2 separate regions of the Homo sapiens genome follow, and region 2 is linked to region 1. A link is a loop called in an ENCODE intact Hi-C map of the cell type or tissue named here. Cell type or tissue: heart left ventricle. All regions are shown on one strand. Each heading gives the region's core, and the rest is flanking DNA. Links, peaks and the distances in the headings are about the cores only. Region 1 has its middle 96 kb from the start of B3GAT1-DT. Region 2 overlaps B3GAT1-DT (B3GAT1 divergent transcript).

The links. A loop is a pair of places that touch in the nucleus more often than their neighbours do. Peaks named below come from ENCODE experiments on the same cell type or tissue, not always from the same donor. Only the 100,000 strongest peaks of a DNase experiment are listed, where the experiment ranks them.
Region 2: a loop joins it to region 1, with 5 times the contacts of the local background. A loop is called at or near these places in 1 of 110 quality-filtered maps.

Annotation. Positions count from the first base shown.
Region 1 is chr11:134,527,989-134,536,409 of GRCh38, forward strand. No RefSeq gene overlaps it. Among named protein-coding and RNA genes, the nearest start is that of B3GAT1-DT, 96 kb to the left of the region's middle. RefSeq lists an enhancer at 1-14. In heart left ventricle, for the core only: no CTCF peak of the experiment used is centred there; a DNase peak (open chromatin) is centred at 3,490; H3K27me3 peaks cover 6,550 bases.
Region 2 is chr11:134,477,928-134,486,348 of GRCh38, forward strand. B3GAT1-DT (B3GAT1 divergent transcript) reads left to right here. Exons shown (of 6, transcript NR_033852.1): 4 at 2,918-2,984; 5 at 4,700-4,803. Among named protein-coding and RNA genes, the nearest start is that of B3GAT1-DT, 46 kb to the left of the region's middle. In heart left ventricle, for the core only: no CTCF peak of the experiment used is centred there; no DNase peak of the experiment used is centred there; H3K27me3 peaks cover 7,480 bases.

The sequences.
Region 1 (8,421 bases), core at 223-8,222:
AACTGCATGGTTTGGGGTGGGGGTCGCTGATCAGCATGCTCCCTTGTGATGTGGGGAGCACATGGTAGCACCACCCACCCCAGTGCCCCCGCTCCTGCCTGGCCTGACCCATCCAGGGACAAGAGTGAACCAGTCTGGGACCAATCCCAGGCCTCCCTTGGCATTTTCTAACCAGAGCTGGTGGAAGAGGCTTCTCTGCTGTCTGCTCTGGGTGTGTGAGGATGTGCTGCCAGGGTGCAGCCTCGCAGGGACAACAGCTGGCCCACAGGGAGCAAGAAGCTGTGTGTGTGTGTGTGTGTGAGAGAGAGACAGAGACAGAGAGAGGGAGACAGACAGGAAGAGACAGGGAGGAAGAGGGAGAGAGATGGGGAGAGAGATCTGAATCAAGCCTTGCATGCAGCCCCCGCTGAGGCCGCATCTACCCTTCTGGCCTTTCCCTTTCTACAACTTGATACTAAGTAAATCAATTCCCCCTTGGACTGAGCTGTGATGTGGCCGTTAGTTGCAGAAACATAGCTGTCTATTCCTTTATGTGGCCATGTTTAGTGGCCCGTCACTACTCCCCTGCACTGGACAGGCTAGGGAGAGGCCGCTCAGGATGTCTCTGCTCAAGTCTGAGGGCCACACACCACAGCAGAGGGGCCAGAGACTGCGGGCGGCTGGAGGATGGAGAAGTCCCAGCCTGGATTGGGTAGTGGCAGGGTAGAGGAGGCTGGATGCCCCCAGTTCTTAACCCCCTTGAGGATTTCTTCTGGAATGGTATAGGCACAAATATATTTTTGAAAAGAGGTGACCCGAATCGTATGTGGCAATGTCTCACAGATGCACGTGCAGTGGTGTTGGGGAGGTTCACCAGGTTGCAACGTGCTCCTTGCAATTCTGCGCTGCGCCCTGTACTACACATCGTGAATGCAAGAAAACACCTAGAGCATAGCCTGTGTCACCATCCAGTCTATCTTGTGCTGTAATATCAAAGCCATTTACTACCTACCGTTACCTGTGCTTTCGGAACTTACGGCCACACTGTAGCTTGCTTCTGTCCCTTGAAACACAAGTTTCCAGATCTCAAGCGCTGAGCCCAGGTGAGAACTGAACTCTGTGGATGACACAAAGGCTTTGATGAGAGCAACAAGGCCTCTGGGACAGCTCTGGTGCCTCTGAGACTCCAGGCCTTGGGGATCCCAGGGCAGTTCATCTTTTATCTAGAAAAATAGCGCTGATTACTTATCATTGTCCCGATACTCTGTGGGCATAGATTGCCTTAAATGTTTCAACTAGGATGCAGAAACCAAGTAAGACAAAGCCCACACGGCCCAGAGTCTGTAGCTCCTGCCTTGCAGGCAGTCCTGGGCCAAGTTAGCCGCTGCTGATGCAGTGGCTCTCGGGCTGGAAAGGCCCTCAGCTCACAGCAGCTGCTGCCTGGATTCTTCCGAGGCTGGCCTGCCCTCCGCTCACCACCCCACTGTGCAGAGCCCTGTCCTACCAGCGGCTTCCTCTGGTCCTGCGGATGTGAGCACCCGGCCCTCCTTACTCTGAGTCCTTAGCAGGAATTCTCAGAAAAGAGGTGAACACGCACACGGAGCTCTCCCGCAGAGCCAGAGTAGCTACAGAGCTCAGGGACAGATCCTGGAGGTGGACTTGGGAGAGGCTTTCGAAAAGAAGGAGAGGTCTGCAGAGGGGCAGCCAGCCTAGGGCTGAGGGCAGGTGAGAGGGGAGACCCCTGGGGCAGGGCCGTGCACGCCCGTGGAGAGGCGGGGTGGGGAATGGGAGATGTCTTGTGGATGTGGGTGGGGACCAGAGCCCAAGACCTCCATGCTGGCTGGGAGCACCGTCTCACAGATGGTGGAGGGCTGTGGGGGTCTGGGCAGCAGCACCACGTGAATGAGGAGTCTCGTCTGCTCGGCTTGTTGGGCGGGCCTGGAGCCTCTGCCTCCCAGAGAGCTGACCGGCTCAGGGGGTGGTTCTGCAGGATCCCGCAGGAGGAGGATGAATAGGAGTTTCAGAGTCAGAGAAACCTGGATTCCAGCCCCAGCGTTGGCTGATCTGAGGCTCTGGGCAAGTCCCGCAAGGTCTCAGTGTCTTCATCTGTAAAGTGGGACTAGAGGCACCTTCTTCACAGGGCTTAGGTGAGGGCCAAATGGGATAAACACACTTGGCTTTGATATCAGTGAGTGGCACACGCCAGGGACTCAGTGAGTGTGGTCTGCTTGGTCCCCACCCTCCTCCGTTCCCCACCCTCCTCCCCCACCCTCCTCCGTTCCCCACCCTCCTCCGTTCCCCACCCTCCTCCGTTCCCCACCCTCCTCCGTTCCCCACCCTCCTCCGTTCCCCACCCTCCTCCGTTCCCCACCCTCCTCCGTTCCCCACCCTCCTCCCCCACCCTCCTCTGTTCCCCACCCTCCTCCCCCACCCTCCTCCGTTCCCCACCCTCCTCCCCCACCCTCCTCCGTTCCCCACCCTCCTCCCCCACCCTCCTCCGTTCCCCACCCTCCTCCCCCACCCTCCTCCGTTCCCCACCCTCCTCCGTTCCCCACCCTCCTCCCCCACCCTCCTCCGTTCCCCACCCTCCTCCCCCACCGCCACTGTCTTCCCCTCTTCCCTCCCCGTCCGCATAGTGTCTATTCTGGCAGGTCTCTCCTCCCCAGCCTCCCAGGGAAAGGTCAGATTTCACATCGCATGTATGTATCTGTGTCTGTTTTCCTCTTTCTCATGGTGAAATCCTTCAAGGTTAGCCCCAACTACTCCCCTTGCTGGGGAACAAATCTCCATAGCAACCAGTTCCTGGCTCTGTCCTTCCTTCTTCCCCAGGCTGAGACCTCAGTCCTCTTAGGATGCAGCTACCCGAGCTGCTGCTTCTAGGGGACGGTCCAGTCCCTCTGCCCAGTGACGCCCATGACAGTGGCAGGACTGTCTAACTTAGGGTGGTCAACCAGAGAAACTCAGATCCCTTGGATTTCTGCCCGAAGGCCACTGGAAATGCATGTCCTATACTCTGTTTGTGAGCCCCGAGGCTGAAGGAGGGCTGAATGGCTGGGCGCATCTGGCAGCCGGGCAGGGGATGTGATGTGGTGTGCGTGGTGGTGCACAAGCTGTGCAGCAGAGGTGCAGGCCTGACTCTTCACTGGAAGCTCAGCATCTCTCCTGAGGATGCCGCCTTGGAAAGGGGGAGGCCGTCAACGAGAGATGAAGCTCTCTGTTCTGGGCCAAATTTAAGCCAGTTTTAAATAATGCAATTGGCTTCGGAGGCCCCAGAGTCTCCAGGAGGAATTAATAATGGATGAGCTTTCCTCCTGCATCCCTCCTCCCTTCCAGGGTGCTGCAGAGGATCCTCTCTGCCGAGAGCCTGCCTGGTCCTGCCCTGGCCTCACACGGGTCTGGCGGGGGGCTGGAGGGCGCCCAGCTTGGGGAGCAGGCCTGGGTTGGTCTGCGTGGAAGCATGCAGAGGCCTCGCTGCTGCATGGAAGAGCCTTTCCTGGGCCTCTCCTGCTGTCCATCACCAAGTGCTGGCCATGTCCCAAGGGCCGTCCTCACCTCCTCCCTCTCCCCCACATCCCCGGGCTGCCAGGTCCTGGATTCTGCTGCTCTGTGACCTCAGCTCACCCTCTGGTTTCCTTCCCTACAGCCTCTGCCTGTGTCCTGGCCCTCACTGCACCCCCAAGATTAAGGCCATGGCCTCTGCAGCCCCCCACCTCCAGTGCAGCCACCTGCGGGGGAGTGGCCTTGCTAAGTCCCATCTGACGCCTACAGCGGCCTCACTCAGCAAGACCCATCTGACGCCTACAGCGGCCTCACTCAGCAAGACCCATCTGACGCCTACAGCGGCCTCACTCAGGGCCCTTCTCTGGCCCCCATTGCTCCCGGGACCAAGTACACCCTCCTCGGCTGCTGTGAGAGTCCACACCCCTGAGCCCCTCCTCGGTGACCGGCACTGTCTGTCCCAGTCTCCCAGGTCTGCCGGACCCTCTTCCTGCCCTCCTGTGCTGACACCCCTGACCGCTGCAGGCCCAGCTCAGGTGGCCCCTCCCAGACTGGCTGGCGGCTCCTGCCCATGGGCTTCTTTTGGGGACATTTAGGACAAATCCGTGGGAATGTCTGTTTACGTGCCTGGCTCTCTCCTGAACTGCAGCTTTTCAAAGCAGGCCTGTGACCTCTCATTGTTTCCTGAGGGTCCAGGGCCTCTCCTGGCATGGAGAGGGCTTCGCAGAGTTGATGAATAAATGAACCATGGGTGAATGAACTCAGAGGCAGCGGAAGGAAGGGAGGAGGGAGTGAGGAATTAGGAAGGCAGGGGGGCCTTTCTCCTCTCCTTTGGAACAAGCGATGGACATGGGTTGTGTGTGCCAAGCCAGCAGGCTGGCATGTGCTGGAGGGCCGGGCTGAGGCTGGGTGCAGGGGAGCGGATTAGCGGATTAGCTCCAGCTAATCCAGCTAATCAGCAGATCAGCTCCAGGCTGTCTCAGGGACCACTCGGGCTAGCAGAGTGCACTCATCTCCCACTTCTCTCCTCTGCCCAGACCTCCTCTAAACAGTTGGGTGTAGGAGGAACCGAGCACTGTCCCCGTGCCTCTCAGGGTATTTTCACGGTGGGCCATGGGGCAGAAAGTCAGGGTGCAAGGCTTGCTCCTCTGCGGTCAGGGCCGAGGGGGCACCCTTCCCCCAGGCAAGGCTGGGCTGCCCCTGGGTATGGGTGCATTAGCTGAGGGGCAGGACGGGAGATGGTGACCTTCCAAGCTGGCCCTTTCGCAGGGCCTGTGCAGTCCTCCTGCCGCCTGGGAGGAGGGTGGCTTGGGCCCAGTGCTCTCGGGGCTTGTTTGGCCGCCTGGGACCCTGCACCGGCTCTGCCTGGGAAGCACGTTCCATTCTGCTGCACTGCAGAGCCGTGAGGGGCTGCTGCTGTGGGCACAGGGGCTGGCCCGGAGGCCCCGAGCGCTGCGGGCACATCCTCCCCAGGCTTGGGGCTGGCAGATAGCAGCCGTGCAGGGCACCGGGCCAGCCCACAGGTCGGGGAGGGTCAGCAGGAGACCCTGTCTGAAGGCCAGGGTGTAACCGGGCAGAGTCGGCTCAGGTTCCGGCCCGGGAGGGCATGCACACTCTGTTTCCCAGGCAGGGGCCGAAGTGCGCCGCCATGCTGCTTTTGTTTGGCTGTGTGTCGTGGACTGGCTGCCAACCACCCTGGATGCCAGGGCCTGATGCTGGGATCAGGGGTTCAGGCTGCAGGGAGAGTGGGGGGTGCCCAAGGGCCAATGTTCTAAGTGACAGTTGTGCCAAGCTGGCCCTGTGTACCCTGTCTCCATTCTCTTCCTACACAGTGGGAGATCTGGGCTCGTGTCCCCTCAATGACCATCAGATGGCAACAAAGAGGCCTGGGAGACCCTGGGGAGCCAAAGCCCTGCTCTGTGGGCAGCTGAAAGGGACACAGAGCACATTGCACCCATAGAACACAGTGTGACTTCTGGTGCCAGCCCCAGGGCCCATGGGGCAAGGGCCGGGTCTTTCCCCAAACAAGCTTACAGATTTGTTGAATAGATGACCTTACACACATGCTTTACATGTACAGGTGAAGACACAAGAAAGAATTTCAAAACCCCAGATGCCAGCAGTAAAAAGTCACTAAGAGCCAGCACTGTGGGAGCAGGAGAAAATGCTCAGTGACCGTGTGTGCACACATGTGTGTCTGCGTGCCTGTGCATGAGTGTGTGTGCATACATACGTGCACATGTTTGTGTATGCGTGAGCATGTGTGAAAGCTTTGGACTCTTATCATGCAGGGATGGGACGGGAGGGCTTGAGTCTCCTCAGGGAAGGAAATGGAAAGGGAATCCCCAGGATACAGCAGGATGGCACAGCTCCGCCTGGGATTCTGGTGGGAGAAACTCTCCGGTGAGAAAGGGGTGTCCTGAGCCTCTGTTGTGAGCTGCTTTGGAGCTGGAGCTGACACTTTCCAGGTGGGGCCAGAAGTTCCAAGCAGAGAATGATCTTACGAATCAGTCTCAGGCCTGGGATACCTCAAGGTGCTGCGAATAAATCAACAAAACACTTAGGTCTTGTAGGAGTTATGTTGAGAAGAAAGTCTTGATGATTACCAGCTCACAATACAGCTTGAGCAGGACCCCATGTGTTTCTTTATGAACTCAGCTCAGCAGCCCAAGAAGCAGGAGTATCGGACTCTAAGCGCTGAGGGTAATGAGGCACAATGGAAGAGTAATAATGATGGTTATTAAGGAGCTGAGAGGAGCACAAACCCTAAAGGGGGAACAAGACATTATGATACAAGAACAGGGAGGTTTGAAAAAATGGACCTCTGAAAATAGCATGGGTAACGCTAAAATGAAACCCTGAACAGGTGAGTTCAACAGCTCGTGAAATACAGTGAAGAAAATCACAAGTGAAGAGGAGATTGGTTAGAGGACATCACCCAGGCTGTGGCATGGGGAGACGAGATGAGAAATACAACAGAAGGCTGGGTGCAGTAGCTCACACCTGTAATCTTAGCACTTTCGGAGGCTGAGGCTGGAGGATCCTTGAGGCCAGGAGTTCGAGACCAGCCTAACTCTCAGACAGAGCGAGACCCCATCTGCCCACAAAATTAAAATTTTAAAAAAATTAGCTGGGTGTGATGGCAGGCATCTGTGGTCTCAGCTACTTGGGAGGCTGAGACGGGAGGATCACGTGAGTCCAGGAATTCAGGGCTATGGTGAGCCATGATCATGCCACTGCACTCCAGCCTGGGTGACAGAGTGAAATCCCATCTCTAAAAAATAAAAATAAAAGGAATACAACAGAGAAGTTCGAAGACACAGAGGAGAGACTTAGCAAGTGGGATGATAAAGAGGGTGGGGGAGATGCTGTACTCAGTGAGAAAATGGCTGAGGAATTAGCAGGACCAATGAAAGACACGAGTGTTCAGATGGAGAAAACAGAAGCACGGAAATTGAAGAATTGTTCCCTTATTGGGCTGAGTCAATTTATTCATACAGCAAATATATTCTGAGCACCTCTGAGACACGGGCACGGGTGGGTTAGCTGAGGAGCAGGACGGGAGATGGTGACCTTCAGAGCTGGCCCTTTCGCAGGGCCTGGGCAACAGCATTTGCTCCAGATTACAACAGTCTGCGCAGGAATATTGAGCACGGGAGTAGCTCTGAGAGAGGTTAGATGATTTGCCATTGGTCCATGGTGGGGGACCAGCATGGCTGAGCTGGGGGCCAGGGCTGTCTGCTCCCTGTGGGCTCTGCTCACTCTACCTCCTGTTCCAGAGGGGCCGGAGCCAGGCAGCAGAGGGGTGAAGGCACCCTGTGCTCCTGACACCTGCTCCCAAGACATCCCTTCCTTCTCCGGTGGTCCCTCTCGGTTTCTAGCAGATGCCTTGCTCTAGGCTAGAGACTGGCCCATGTCCTGAGGCCTGGCAGTCCCAGAGCTTTGGGGCCCCCTTCCCCACACTGTGTGGGGCCCTGCCTGCTCTTGTCTATTGGGACCTCTTTGAAGGCCTCGAGGCCCTGACCCTGGACCCTGTTCCCTATGAACGACATCCCTGGCAGCACCTGCTTGTGCTCCAGGCAGAGTGGAGAAGGTCTTGTGCATGCAGGGGAGCCAGGTTAAAAGTGCATTTCAGATAACAGCACTTGAGAAATCCGAAGTGTGTCTCTCACACCGCAGGGTGCACTGTGTGTACGTACATGTGTGTGTATGTTGCATGGCTACACGGTAGAGGCAGAACACTGGGTCAGCTCCTAGCATCACAAGGTGTGGACAGGGGCCTCATGGGGATGGGATGGAGGGGTGCAGGCTGCTGGGGGGCCCTTCCGGAGCAGGGCTGGAATGCTCCCTCCTACTCCGACTGGGCTCCGTGCTCCTCCTGCTGCTCTTACAACTGCTCAGGTTCGCACCAAGCTCCCAGCGTGAAGAGGTGCGGGTGCTGCTCGGCGTTCTATGCCCGGAGCTCTGTGGCCCTGTGCCCGCCCTTCCTCTCTGAACCACTCTTCCTCATCTGTGGAAGGAAACTTTGGCACAACAGCTTCCTTCAAGCTCCCACAGTTCATGCTTCCTCACAGGGAGGCAGGCAAAGCCTAGGGGAGAGGCTCACCCTGTGGAATTTCTCTTTGGAAAGAGAAAAAGTTCCATCCATCACTCCCGGTGAAGGCTCTGTGATGGGTGGCCACGGCTCCCAGATGGGCCCACTGCCCATCTCTCAAAAAGAGGAAGAGGGAGGCTTGCCAGGGTGAGATAAGGGAGTGTTTCCCTGGATGGCCCTGGGCGTTCATTACCTGTGTGGCCAGGACAGGAGAGCATTCATCCTGGGCCAGGAGACGCACTCTCCGCAGAGCCTTCACTGTGGCTACGAATTGCTCAGTTCAGGCGCAGACAGCCATGGTGTAGGGAGCAGGGGAGGAGAAGGCAGGCCCAGAGCAGGTGCAGTGGGGC
Region 2 (8,421 bases), core at 228-8,227, 50 kb before region 1:
AAATGGTAAGAATACTACAGGTTAAAGGCAGTGGTGGTCTGGACTAAATGACCCCTGAAACTCGGATTTTATGGTGTTTTCAATCTCTGGCTGAGTACAGGTTCCTCCCTCTCCCTTTGTGCCTCCTTGGGGACCTGGGCTATTTTCTCCTCCGTGAAAGAGAATGGATACATCCATTATGAAAACCAATTGATATAATTTGAGCCTGCATGCAGGTAAAAACTATATTAAGAAGGTTTATAAAATCTAACCTTCTGGCTTAACAAGCTGATTCTCAAAGTGGCCTCTCAGACCCTGGCTGAGGGATGGTGGTCAGGGGTTGCAGAGGGACCCGCACAGCTGCTGAGGAGGCTGTGGGACAGGAGGCGCTATCACTGTCTACCTCTTCCATCCATGCACCTGTGTGCAGGTGTGAGAAGGGCACCGTGCTGCAAAGAAGGGTCCTTTCCACCCTCTGCGGGTTGCTGCCGGCTCCCCGATGCCTGCCTCTGAGGCCTGAGCCTGGGGCTGGGGAGTGTGCTGGCCTCACCTCTGGAGGATACTGCCTCAGTGTTACAGCCTGACCCCCCACCTTGTCATCACTGCCTACTACAGACCAGAGGGGACGGCCACAGAGACTCTGCAACCATGGGCTCTGCCCTTCTTCCTTCTGCCTGTGTATCTGTGAAAAACTTTTTTTTTTTTAAATGGAGAAAGCTACCTTGACTTCTCAGAGAGTTGAATGGGGTCAGGGGATAGAATCTATATTTTTTAGTTATGGGCACTTACCCATATTCAAAAAGATTTGAGGAGGCTGGCAGAATGGAGCTGGGAGAAGAAAACCCTCCCCTGGGAGGAAGCTGTCCTGTGCATGTTGGCCAGGCTGCCTCTTTGATTAGGGACAATGGAAACCGGCCTGAGGGCACGGGTGAAAGCAGTTGAGTGTAGAGGAGGCTCTGCAGCAGAAGCCAGAGGACACAGGAGCCAGTGAAGACACACAATAAGTCAGAAAGGAGGGATCTTTGCAGCCCCAAAAGTAGAAATTCTTACCATCTACTGCAAAGAGCAAAAGTTGAAAATTGGTCTGATTTCTATCTAAATGTGCTTACATATTCGTGTTCTGTTAAATACTTCTGTAACCTGTGTGTCTCACATAAATGCAGCTTTCTTTAGTTTTGGAAATAAATCACATGAATCCTGAATAGTAGTCTTTAATAATTTGCTTAGTTGTAGGGCAGTGTTGTGTTTTCAGAAGGCAAGTGTATTTGCTAGAAGAGTGAGCTGGGAGGTGTGAACCACATCGTCACATCTGCTGTAAGCCTAGCCGTTCATAATACGGAGTTACAGTTAGGACACGTCGCCCTGAAGAGCTACCATCGAATGTGTGCTCATCAAATGCCTGGCAGCGTCCTCGGTGCTTCACCTGCCATAGCCGACAGTGGCTGACCTCCCATGCCTGTTGCCTTTTCTTTCTGTTGGATCAGGGATACACTGCCATGTGTGTTAAGAAAAGCTGGCCTTACCTACAGGGCTGGCCAGTCCCGGTCACGTTTCTAGTAAGCCATTGCCTTACATAAGGGTAACGGCATGGGACGCTATCTTAGCCAATGTGATAAAAGTGGACATGAGGTGAGAGGCTTCAGAGAGAGGTTTTAAAAAAGAGACAAAAGCAGGACGTTGCCTCTCTTCCTCCTCTCCACGTGTCCTACCCGGATGTGAAGCCAAAACAGATGCAGGCTTAGTGCAACCATGGGGAACCCAGCATAAGCACAGATTCAACAGCAGAAGAGTGGCAGAGGGAGAAGGTGAAAGGAACCTAGGTTTTCCTGTCCTTGTTGAGTCATTCAGTTAAAAATCCCTGGAATTTTCCTCTCTCCGGCAGTGTGTTTTGTGGGATAATGAGTTGCCTTATTGGGGTTGGCTTGCTAGTCGGGATGTTTCGCTCCCATCAACATCCATACGCTTGCTCTGTGAACCAATGACCTGATGAGGTAGTATTAGCACCACCATCATTATGCTGAGGATGAGATTTATGGCACAGTGGTTCAGTAGCTTGCCCAAGGCCATGCGGCTGGTAGGTTCTGGAGGAGGGCTCAGGGCACCCCCTGAGCTACCCCTGCTGGCCATTGCACCACCCCATAAAGCTGCTGGCAGTCACTTCTCTGAGGGGTTAGCATGTAAGAAATGTCCTCCTGAATGCTGGCCAGACAAATGGAAATCTGCCAGGGTTGGGTACCCCCATGACAGCAGCCAGCCTGCCCTCTTAGTCCCTGACAGCTGCAGTGACAGCATCTGTGATTGCAAAGCGTGACAATTTATATCTCTCATTTCATCACACCATCTATCAGCAGACAGTCAGGCTTTAAAAATCAATCCCACACTGACTCAGTCCCCAGCAGAGATGGCCTCTGACAACAGTATCCACACTGCAGGCTGGACAAGGGCCCTATTAATTTTGAGACTCAGCCAAATTTCCTTCTGACCCTAAGCTGGTGAATCCCTGCTCCTTTGCTTTGGTTGGGGTTGGTGTGAGCTAAGGCTGTGATCCCATTTGCTCCTATGGCCTCCAGGTGGCCTGGGCCTCCATGAATGGGCCACATGGTCATACTGAATGCTTGATTACACTCAGACCTAGCAGTCGTCTGGGCGCAGCTGGTTTATGGATCACTTTGTCACAATGTTCCATCCTTCCAGGTCCCCATCCCCGCGGTGGGAAAACATTGCTTTAGGCAGTGCTAGAGGACTTCAGCAGGCATTGGCAGCTTCTGGATTCAGGATTAGAACAAAGAAGGAGGAGTCACAGCAAAGATAGGAACAGAAGGCAGAGAGAACAGACAGATGGGGGTGTTTGAGAAGGAGGGCCTTTGAGACCTCAGGGAGTGGGAGACACTGGCTCGAGAATAATAATAATGGCAATTTCTCTCATCTGTGTTTTCAGGGCATGGACTGGAACTCCCAATACCCCTGACATGGGCTGAGTCAACGTGGTCATGAACATGTGACAGGTAGCAATGACAATGGCTATCTCTTCTTGAGTCCTTATTTTGTGCCATCACTTCATTAATTACATAGATGATCTCATTTGATCCTCATAACAACCCTGTGAAGTACATACTATTACTGCTTCCATTTTATGGATGAGTAACTGAGACCCAGTGGAATTAAGTTAGTTTTGCAAGGTCATATAACTGGTAGACATCAGAGCCTGGGATGGAACACAGATCTTCCCTTTCCAAGTTTAATGGGCTCCCAGCTAGCCTAGAGAGATGGTCCTGTTCCTGAGCCCTTAGGATAAATTTGCCTCTCACATCCAGAAGTTGGAAGAAATGCCAGAGAGTTGCACCTTTCATTAGGAGGCAGAGAGAAGAGTCCGTGACCGGGATTTGCTTGTGCAGTTGTTTATTAACTACCTGGGCATTTTGCTGATGGTGCAATTTGCAGAGCTGTTAATGGTAATGAAACTCCTGTGACTGTCAGGAGACACAGGGGAAGCCAAGGAGAAGTGAGAGGTGGCTGCCAGGTCCCTGAGCTGCCCTTTGCAGGGATTAATGAGGTCTGTGTCTTCTCCTGCTTTAGACAACTCCCGAAAATGTCAGGTGCCCCCTAGACTGTCCTGTGAGCCTGTCAGCCTCCCTTCCTGCCACACCAGTCATTGGAGGAGAAACTGCCATGATGTTATGCCTTTGCCGTTCCCTCCACACTTGAATTTGGGGCTCTGAGGGCTGTTCAGGCACACGTTGTATAGTTCCAGAGCCAACTTTGAGTCCAATCGCTGGACCTCCAAAATCATGCTTATTTAATGGCCTGTGTTGCTTTGTACAATAAGGGTTGAGAATCAATCAAATCCATAATGAGGGGAAGCTAGATTCTAGGCATTCAATGTCCATTCAGGTCCTTACAAGCTATGTATGGCTGTGGAGAAGAGGGAAATAGGAGAGTGCATGCACCAGCGGAGAGCCTGAGCTGAGCTCCCATCAAGCAGCCTCAAGCCTGGGCTCCTAGGGTGTGGGTTCTGAACGGTGGTTAAGCTCAGAGCCCTGGGGCCCTGCCTCTTCAGGGTTAAAGGAGCTGGAAGAGGCCACAGCAAAAGCTCGCAAAGTTGTCCTCCACTCTCAGCCCAAGGGTGTAGGTCTGCATCATTCCTTCCACTGTCACTGAGCACTTTTCGTGGGTCAGCCACTCCTCCAGTCTGGGGAAAAAGCACTGTTTAAGATGCAGGGCTGGAGTCCAGGAACTCCGTCTGGTGGCAGAGGTAGACAGGCAGCCAAGTTCATTTAAGGAGGAACAGTGGTGGCCACTGCTGGGAGGGAGTACCCAGGGAGGAGAAAGAAGTACCCAGGGAGGAGAGAGAAGTCCCCAGGGAGGAGAGAGATGAGAGGCAATGATTCCACCTGCGGGGGTCTGCAGAGCCCTCAGAGGGTTGCCACTGGGTGGGTGGGGGGCACTGAGGATTCCCCCAAGCAGAGAGATGGGGAAGAGGTGGTGGAGGGTGAGGGAAAGAAGGTGGGTTTCACAGCCTCAGAGTGGGCACAAACCTTGATTCTGAAAGATACTTGCTGTGAGACCTGGGCATGCTCATGAATGGGCCCCAACTTCAATTTCATCAGCAAAAGAAGGGTGAGGCCCATTTTTTGTGATTGCAGTCAGCATGTAATGTGGATGAGGCATCGATCCATGTGAGCACATTTCTCTGAATGCTGGTTTCTTCTCTACATTCCAGGAGGCAGCAGAAGTTGCAGAGAAGAGTGAGGCACGTTTGAAAAAGGCTGAAAAATGTTTCTGTCCAGGCAAGGGTGTGTGCTGAATGACTCAAGGATTTTTTGGGTATGTCATTTCCCATTTCTCACCCTCAAATAGGACTCCGCTTCCCATCTAAGCATTTGTATAAATATTGATTATTGGTTAGTGTGTATCAGAGAGCTATTGAGTAAAAATTATATCAGAAAAATTAAGAATCTCTAGAGATGGCAAGGTGTGAAACAAAAAACGCCAGGAAGGTAAATGCTCAAAGTTCACCACACACCACAGTGAGAAGTGTTGGGGGCCCAGGTCTCTGAGGCTGCCCAGAGGGGCTCAAGGTTTGTAGTGAATACAGGAATCAGCTGGAAGCTGTAGGCCATGTGACCCTTGGACCCCCATTCCAGGAGTAGTTGAACACGTCTGGGCAGGACCCCAGAATCTGCATTCCCAAGGGAGTGCCTGGTGATTCTAATACAGCAGGGCCTGATCCACCCTGAATCCATTGCCCATCTCCATCAAAGCTTCCTTTCACCAGTCAAGCCCCTGGCTGGGGAAAGGTCTGGAAACAGAAGTGGAGAATAAAGTTCTGGGAAGAGTTCTATCCCCATGGCCATCCTGCCAATAGGAAGCCTGCCAATGTCGTGGTCTCAGGGGTGTTGGGTGTGGCCCAGCTGGAGAAGCATCCCTGGGGGTGGTCAGGAGGCTTCTGGCTTCTGGGCCCTTCTGCAGCCAATGCCTAAGGCAGCGAGGCCAGCCATTCCTAGAGAGCCAACTCTCAGGCGGGGATCAGCTCCCACACACAGTGGGACTCGAGGGGCACTGGAGAGCTCCTCTTTCCAGAGTATCTCCCCCTCCGGCCGGAAGTTCTGTCTAACCGATACGGGTTATCCAGAGTATCTCCCCCTCCGGCCTGAAGTTCTGTCTAACCGATACGGGTTATCCAGAGTATCTCCCCTTCCGGCCGGAAGTTCTGTCTAACCGATACGGGTTAAAATCCTGAAGGCCCCCTGCCAGTGTGCAGGCATGATGTCCCAAAGGGGCAACATCTTAGACCAGCTGCACTCAGAGAGCTGCTCTAAGTAGAAGTGAGCCGGGCTCCGGAGCTGTGGACCAGGACACAGAGGGAATGACATATTCAGATTCAGTCTGAATCAAGAAGAAAAGTGTCCAGATGGGCATGAGTTATTTTAACCTGATGCATTTAACCCACTATTTATTTGGCTCTGAAATTGGTTCTGTGGAAAGACAGTTTCTGCTCCTACCCGGAGCACCCAATTAGTCACAATACTGGGAGACTCAAATCCATGTCAATAGGAACGTTGTATAGAGGGTGGTTGAAGATGAGGGCCTGGCATCTGGGTGAAGTATTGATGGATGTGCAGAATTCTAATGGCAGAAGTGAGGTATGTGTGCATGGGCGGGTGCGTGTGTGTGAGTAAGGTGAGGGTGTGTCTCCAGAGGAGGCAGTGGCCTAATAAAGTTCAGTTGAACTGAATGAAGGATCCTTACAGGAGGCAGTTAGGCTTGGGGCTTGAGGAACTCCTGAATGCCAGATTCAGAAGTCTGTACTTCTAGGGGAGCAGCTGGGGTTTCTGACCCAGAGACTGACATGTGCTTTGAAAAGCTGATCTGGTGGCGTAAGATTGGAGAGGGCCTGATGATGGCAGCACAGAGAACAGTCATGAGGCTCTTACAGCTGTCTAGCGTGGTGAAAGCTTGCCCCGGCAAGTGGCCTTTGGAGAAGAAATACTCTCAGGTAGTACTCACTAAGTGCCTGCCATATGCAGAGAGTTCACACTGGTAACTCTAATCGTAGCAATCAGCCAGTCGGGTGAAGGCGATTCCCACCGTTCATTCTTCCAACTCAATATGCATTGAGCGCTTCTTTGATCCACTTGTGGGATAGACACGGCCTTCACTCTCAGAGAGCCGACCTTCTCATATCTTTTGCATGGCTCTTTTCAGAGAGGAGAAAACTGAGAGAGAAAACCAGCAACTTACTCAAGGCTCACCAGCTAGTAACTGATGGGGTGTGGATTCAAACGTGTGCCTTGCTGGCTGCAAATGGCCTAAAAACACTCCCTGATATTTCCTGATCATTTCCTGGACAAGGTGATATGTGGATTATTATTTATGTGCTATCATTTGATCATCCTAACAACTTTAATGACGGAGGTATTAATTATAACCCATTTTTAGATGATGAAAGTGAGATGCAGAAAGGTGAAGCTGTCCAAGTCACAGTGAGTGGAAGAGCCAAAATTAGATATTTGTGTCCAGGCACGGAGGCTCATGCCTGTAATCCCAGCACTTTGAGAGGCCAAGGTGGGTGGATCACCTGAGGTCAGGAGTTTGAGACCAGCCTGGCCAACATGGTGAAATCCCATCTCTACTAAAACAAACAAACAAACAAACAAAAATTAGCCTGGCATGGCAGTGCACACCTGTAATCCCAGCTACTTGGGAGGCTGAGGCTGAGAATCACTTGAACTAGGGAGGCGGTGGTTGCAGTAAGCAGAGATTGAGCCACTGCCCTCCAGCCTGGGTGACAGACTGAGACTCCATCTCAAAGAAAAAAAATAGTTAGATCTTTGTTTCCAGGCCATCTGATATCAGAGCCTTACTCTTAAGCATTGCACTATCCAAAGATCCTCTCTCCCTCCCTCCCTTCCTTCTTCCCCAAAGAATTCAATATGGTTTTGGCAACCGTGTGCAGTGTGTGTGTGTAGGTGGTGGTGGGGAGGATAAAAAGAGAAGAGTCGAAGGTGGTGCTGGGTTCTCAACCCCGTGCCCCTGGCAGATAGGGAACCGGGAAGCAGAGCAGGCCTGGGTGGAGGTTTGGGGAAGGGGAGCCAGGAGGGAACCCTAGTGTGTGGCCTTGGGGATCCAGGGGCAGCAGAAGGATGTGGGTCCTCTGGAGGAAGAGAGACCGAATGGAGAGGAACCCTGAGTGGAAGACTGTTTTCATCTGTGGCCTGTATTCAGACAGCTGCAGACTGAGGTCCTGATAGGAGAAGGCATTGTCCAAGAACACACTGCTGGACAAGCTGGGGGTGTTGCTCTGACAATGAGAAGAATTCTGGATCGGGAAACAGGACTAGCTCAGGTGTGGGAGAGGGGCAGCTGCACGTCCCCACATGCGGGCTCCCTGTGCACAGGCAATGTGGCATATCTGAAGGTGCAGCCCCTGCCTTCAAGCCTCCATCATCTTCTCCCCAGGACAGGGATGACTGTAACTTTCTAGGCACCACCATCCAACTCATGTGCTGTGACCGTCTGTATGACATCTCTCTGTATGTATGTCTGTCTTCCCAGAGAGAATTGGAGTGTCTCACCAGAGGAGACCACGTCTGAAGGGCTTTGCATCCCTCCTTGGACATGTCTAATACCTAACACTCAGAAAGCATCCAGTAAATATTCGTGGAAAGAAAGGAGTGGAGAAGGGGAGAAAGGGGAAAGGGAGTAGGCGAGAGAGAAGAAAGACTCTGCTTCTTGCCCAGGGCCTGGCATGGGGCGGAGGCAAAGCAGTGGGGTCCTCAGCTATGTCCCACTGTGAGTGCACAGCGAGTCCTGACCTTCAGAGGGTGCAGCCCGAGGGGCCCTGGCCTGTCTGAAGGGTGCGCCAGCCGAGTGGCCTGCTCTGACCACCAGGCTCACCCATGACTACCTGGGTGGCTACAGCCAGTTCCTGACAATGAGTAC